2 separate regions of the Homo sapiens genome follow, and region 2 is linked to region 1. Evidence: chromatin loops called from intact Hi-C (ENCODE). Cell type or tissue: mesothelial cell of epicardium. All regions are shown on one strand. Each heading gives the region's core, and the rest is flanking DNA. Links, peaks and the distances in the headings are about the cores only.

Region 1 (2,922 bases), core at 297-2,796:
TTATCTACTTAATGCCACTGAAAAAAGCACCACACCAGGTCTTCATGTTTTCATACTTTCTTTGTTGCAGTGTGGCCTTCTGCATCTTGCCTTCAATGCTGTGGCCCCTCCTTAGGACCAATTTTTGTTTTTCAGGTTTTCTAGTCACAAGCAATAAAACTAAACCAAATTTAAGCTGAAAATGAGTTGATTGGAAGAGAAATTATAGAAGCAATAGAAGTGCTGACGAATTAAGCTTAGAAATGGCAAGAGGTAAGGCCACTTGCAGTGGTAAACAGCCTAGATCATGCCTTAGAACAGCCTGAGTACTGCTTGAGGCTTCCCAGTCTCTGTTTGCTTATTGGAGGTGACATGGTTTTGGTCTAGGCCTCCAACATAGATTCCAGCCACTGAATGTTTGTATTACTCCTGCAGGACTGGAACTCCCTAGTACAAACATCCAATTGACAGATCTTAGGTCATGTATCTTTGATTTGGCTCTCTGAGGGCAAGGAGGGAGTTTCTGGGCCCTTCAGCCTATGCAATCAGAGCCCTCATAACATATGATGAGGGATTTTCTCCAACCAGAAAATTTTGGGGTACAGAGTAGGAAAACATGATAATAAAATAATGCAACTAGAAACATTTAAAAGGAAAAACATTTGTATAGAAATGCATAATGGTTTGCACCTGTCTTGCATTTGGCCTAATGGACTCACTCCATGCTCTATCTTCAGATACTTTTCTACTTAAAATGTTATTACTGTTGACTTAGCAATTGTTATGCACTGAATGTTTGTGTCTCCCCAAATTTATATGCACTGAATGTTTATGTCTCCCCAAAATTCATATGTTGGGATTTCATATGAAATCCTAATCCCCAATGTGATGGTATTAGGAGGTAGAGAGGTAATTTGGTCGTGGATCTGGAGTCCTCTTGAATAGGTTTAGTGCCCTTACAAAAGAGACCCCAGAGAGCTCTCTAGTCCTCTTCCTACCATGTGAGGATACAACAAGATGATGGCAGTCCTGCAGCCTGGAAGAGCGCCTTCACCAGAAACCGACCATGCTGGCACCCTGATATGAGACATCTGGCCTTCAGATCTTTGGGAAATAAATTTCTGTTGTTTATAAGCCACCCAGTCTATGATACTTTGTTATAGCAGCTGAACTAAGATAGAAATTTTGTAAAAATTAATTTTTATAAATCACAATAATCTTTTCCCCCTTTCTTTGCTCAATTTTCATTACTTCCAGTGCATAAACATCTATATTTTTCTTTTCCTTTCCTTTTTAGCTTCTTACTGACTTTCTATCATGTTTCTAAATAATTATTTTATCCAAAACATCATGTAGATATAGTTTTCCTTTCTTTTCCTATCACAAAAAATGCACTGGTGAGAACGTAAGTGAAGTCATGTATGATTTATTTATTTATTTATTTTTGAGACAGAGTCTCGCCCTGTCACCCAGGCTGGAGAGCAGTGGCACGATCTCGGCTCACTGCAACCTCCGCCTCTGACGTTCAAACGATTCTTCTGCCTCAGCCTCCCGAGTAGCTGGCATTACAGGTGTCCGCCACCATGTCCAGCTAATTTTTTTTGTATTTTTAGTAGAGACGGGATTTCACCATGTTGGCCAGGCTGCTCTCAAACTCCTGACCTCATGAACCGCCCTCCTCAGCCTCCCAAAGTGCTGGGATTACAGATGTGAGCCACCAAGCCTGGCTGTACATTTCATTTTAAATCCTACCTCTGCACCAACCCCTCTACCCAACCCCCTTAGCTTTACCACCATCACTTTTAACACTTTACCTCTCCCAGGTGTCCAGGGGGTTCCATGTATGTTGGAGATAGCAATGAACCTCAGAAAGGCTATGCAGTACAATGGCTCCGAATGTGTTATCTGGAGTCAAACTACTGTTATCAATTGTAGAATATAATAAAAATACCTTCTTCGTCTTATTTTTAAGAAGCTTACATGAGTTATTGCTTGTTATGTATTTAGAACAGTGTCTGTAACATAGTAAACACAGTATAGGTGTAAAGCTCTTATTATTATTATTAATTAGTGTTATCAAGGAACACTAAATTAATTAGTGTTCCTTGCCCCATTATTCTAGGGCCTCTTGTATAATTTCTAAAGTATTAAGATGATGAAATTATCATAATATGTTCATGGATTTAAATGGTTTAAGATCTTATTCCAATCCAGGCAATGTATCTCTATTTCAACACGAGAGCTATAAAGCCATTTAACCAAAAGAGATGTACATATATTTTGCTACTCTGGTGAAGATATTTTTTAAGAAAATGGGCCTTTGAGTTTTTTGATACTCAGTTGAGGTGACCACTCCACATTTAATGTCTAGAGTTTTTTTTCTCTTTAGATCTTTCAGTCAGGTATCTTTCCTACCCCCAGATGGCAACATTTTATTTTGAAAGTTTTTAAACATACAACGAAGTTGAACAATTTTATACTGAATGCCCTTATTCCTACCATTCCTACTATAGAGTCCTATAATTTGCACTTTCATTTTTTTTCCTTTCCTACTACAAATAATAGTGTCCATTGTTGTGTACATCACTAGATTTAGTTGTAGTAGGGAAGGAAGCAAAGAACACAGGCTTTGCCTTCGGAGAACCACATCTGAGTCCCTTTTCTTGGCTTCCAGTGGTATTCCTTGGGTTAATTTCTTAGCCTGCTAGAGTTTAGTTTCCTTGTCTGTAAAATCTGAGCAATAATATTGACTTTAAAGTGTTGCTGTGATGATTTCGCTTAATTGCATAATAGACACTTGGCAGGTGTTACATCTCTTCTTTTTTGTATTTTTGCATTATTTATTGTAGTCATTTTTGAAATAATTACATTCCAGATCAATGGCCTTTCTTTAGTGTTTTCCGTCTACCACATTCATAAAAAAATTGACACAAGTGATTCAAA
Region 2 (2,922 bases), core at 293-2,792, 100 kb before region 1:
CTACTCAGCGGTCAGGGACCCACTTGAGGAGGCAATCTGTCCGTTCTCAGATCTCGAACTCTGTGCTGGGAGAACCACTACTCTCTTCAAAGCTGTCATACAGGGAGATTTAAGTCTGCAGAGGTTTCTGCTGCCTTTAGTTTGGCTATGACCTGCCCCCAGAGGTGGAGTCTACAGAGGCAGGCAGGCCTCCTTGAGCTGCGGTGGGCTCTACCCAGTTCGAGCTTCCCAGCCGCTTTGTTTACCTACTCAAGCCTCAGCAATGGCAGGTGCCCCTCCCCCAGCCTTGCTGCCACCTTGCAGTTCGATCTCAGACTGCTGTGCTAGCAAAGAGTGAGGCTGCATGGGTGTGGGACCCTCCGAGCCATGCGCGGGATATAATCTCCTGGTGTGCCATTTGTTAAGACCATTGGAGAAGCGTAGTATTAGGGTGGGAGTGACCCGATTTTCCAGGTGCCGTCTGTCACAGCTTTGCTTGGCTAGGAAAGGGAATTCCCTGACCCCTTGCCCTTCCCGGGTGAGGCAATGCCTCGCTCTGCTTCGGCTCACACTCGGTGCGCTGCACCCACTGTCCTGCACCCACTGTCCAACAAGCCCTAGTGAGATGAACCCAGTACCTCAGTGGGAAATGCAGAAATCATTCGTCTTCTGCGTCACTCATGCTGGGACCTGTAGACTGGAGCTGTTCCTATTCGGCCATCTTGGAACCACCACCTTGAGACACATTTTTGTCTCAAACTAAATTTCAAGCTTTGGGTCAAAGCCTTAGGAAAAAAACAAAACAAAACAAAACAAAACAAAACAAAACAAAAACTGGATTCAAGGAATCCAGAGGCAGACCATAACACAAGTTAAAAGGCACTGCACAGGTGAGCATGACTAATTCCTGACAATTAAGCCAAGCCTCTCATTCCATGGATAAAGGTCATGCTAGTATTCATGGAATAAATGAAGTCTCGGGAACTCGAAGGCTACTCACAGCAGGCGAGACAGGTTGTATGTAGGTAAGAGTGGGTATTCCCACCCCTAGGCCCTCCTTTTAACATTGGCGAAAGCCGCTTTGACACCCATGGGCAGCACCCTTTTGCAGTTGCTGGGACTTAGGGATATAAGGATGGAAGAAAGAAAGGATGCCTCACTTTCTCTCCCTTATGTACTCTGGGCGTTCACTAGGAAGAGAAAGGAACCAGGGATGCTTGTTCCCCTCTTTCTAGATGAGTAGCCATTCTTCTGCAGTCTGTACTCCTTTTGAATATATCCTGAACCCCTGGGATGCTTTTGAAAAAAATGCCTTCTTTTTTCCTTTTCCTCCTCTGTCTTCTTTTCACAGATAGGTAATTGTGTCTCTGTACTATGGGACACTCCCCTCATATACATCCTTGAAACTTGGAAAAGTTCATTTCCCAAACCTTAAACTGGTTGGCTTAGGATTGGGCTTGGAGTAAGTGAAGCCAGAACACTGACATGTCTGCAAAAGGGTAAATTTTTTTTTGTTTGTTTGTTTACCAGTCAGGCTTTTGGCCTCCCTCTCCCTGTGCAAACTGGTAAAAGCTTTGGGATTTTTGAGCTGTTCTTACCCCACCTTGTTTTGTTTTGATACATATTTTCTAATAACTTGGTTTGTCTCTTCTTGCCTTTGGGCCATCAAACTCCAAACAGTCACGCAACCGGAGCCTTGGATGATGGCCCCTTTTGTTGGGGATGCTTAGATAGGTTTTTGAGGGAGCTCTGACTGCCACTTCCCCAAAACAGCACCCCATGTCATCAAGAGGCAGTTAATATCAGTCTTTGTCCTTATCCTTATCCCTATTCTAATGGCAGTTAGATGTACTTCTTTAGAGGGGGGAATGATAGATGCAGGAGGCAGATAAGGGAGGGTACTCAGAGAATCTCTGACCCACCCCACAAGTGTATACATCAGATGTATACAGATGCTTTTGTGCAGATGAGGGAACCTGCCCAGGGCCTTGTCTTGGCATGCCCTCAATGGACTGGGGGCCCACCTTCACACTGGGAGAGTGGGGTGGAACCACTGGGGATTTGCACCTTATGCAGCGGGGAGGAGCCTGGCCTCTTCAGCTTGTGTATGGTGGCCTGGTATTCAATCTGTGAGGTGGGAGCCTATTGGCAGGACCCCTCTTTTTTTTTGCTGAGAGCTTTCTTTTAATAAATTTTGCTCTCCTTGCCTTTCAATGTGTCTGTGTGCCTAATTATTCCTGGTCATTAGACAAGAACCTGGATTTTAGCAGAACTAAGGAGCAAAAAAATCCCTCATTAGTATATCTAACCTTTTTCTTTTTACTTAGAAAATAAACATCATTTTGAAATATTTCAACAAAGGATCTGATGCAAGCCTGTTTTGTTCTCTGTTAGGGTTTAGGTATAAACCCTATCTGATGCTTCTTTTATAATGTGGTAAGTTGTAAGATATTTAATGTGACATTTAAAATTTTATCAAACACTCTAGAAATTGATCTTAAAGTTATTTTATTTCTTTTCATTTGTAATAGACTCATAGACACATTATTTTGTTTTGTTTCCATAAACATAATGGAACTCAAAAGCACTGCTTTGTGGATGGCAAGATCTTTCCAGGGGAAGCATAAATCTAACAAAGCTGAAGATACATCCCTAGTTTTCTCTGTCCTGAAAATGCACTATGCATTTGGGATCCCCTTCATTAGAAAACAGCTTCTTTTGAAAAGATGATATATATAATGATTAACAACAGCAGGTTTCTTATTAAAATAAGCTTTTGGATAAAATAACAATTTACTTTTTGATTTGCACTATCCAATTGATTTCTACTGTTACAGAAAGTGATAATTTTCCCCCAAACATGTGACACAGGTGTAAGTTTTAAAAGTTTAAAAAACTTTGTTGTGAAATGTTTAAGGCAAATAAAAAGATGTAAAGGGCAAA

Evidence for each region. Hi-C counts contacts between places; a loop is a spot of excess contacts. Peaks named below come from ENCODE experiments on the same cell type or tissue, not always from the same donor. Only the 100,000 strongest peaks of a DNase experiment are listed, where the experiment ranks them.
Region 2: a loop joins it to region 1, with 15 times the contacts of the local background. A loop is called at or near these places in 1 of 110 quality-filtered maps.

The regions. Positions count from the first base shown.
Region 1 is chr6:101,132,401-101,135,322 of GRCh38, forward strand. The region is part of intron 5 of LOC107984041 (a long non-coding RNA gene); the gene reads left to right. Among named protein-coding and RNA genes, the nearest start is that of ASCC3, 250 kb to the left of the region's middle. In mesothelial cell of epicardium, for the core only: no CTCF peak of the experiment used is centred there; a DNase peak (open chromatin) is centred at 1,651.
Region 2 is chr6:101,030,751-101,033,672 of GRCh38, forward strand. All of the region lies in intron 3 of LOC107984041 (a long non-coding RNA gene), which reads left to right. Among named protein-coding and RNA genes, the nearest start is that of ASCC3, 150 kb to the left of the region's middle. In mesothelial cell of epicardium, for the core only: no CTCF peak of the experiment used is centred there; no DNase peak of the experiment used is centred there.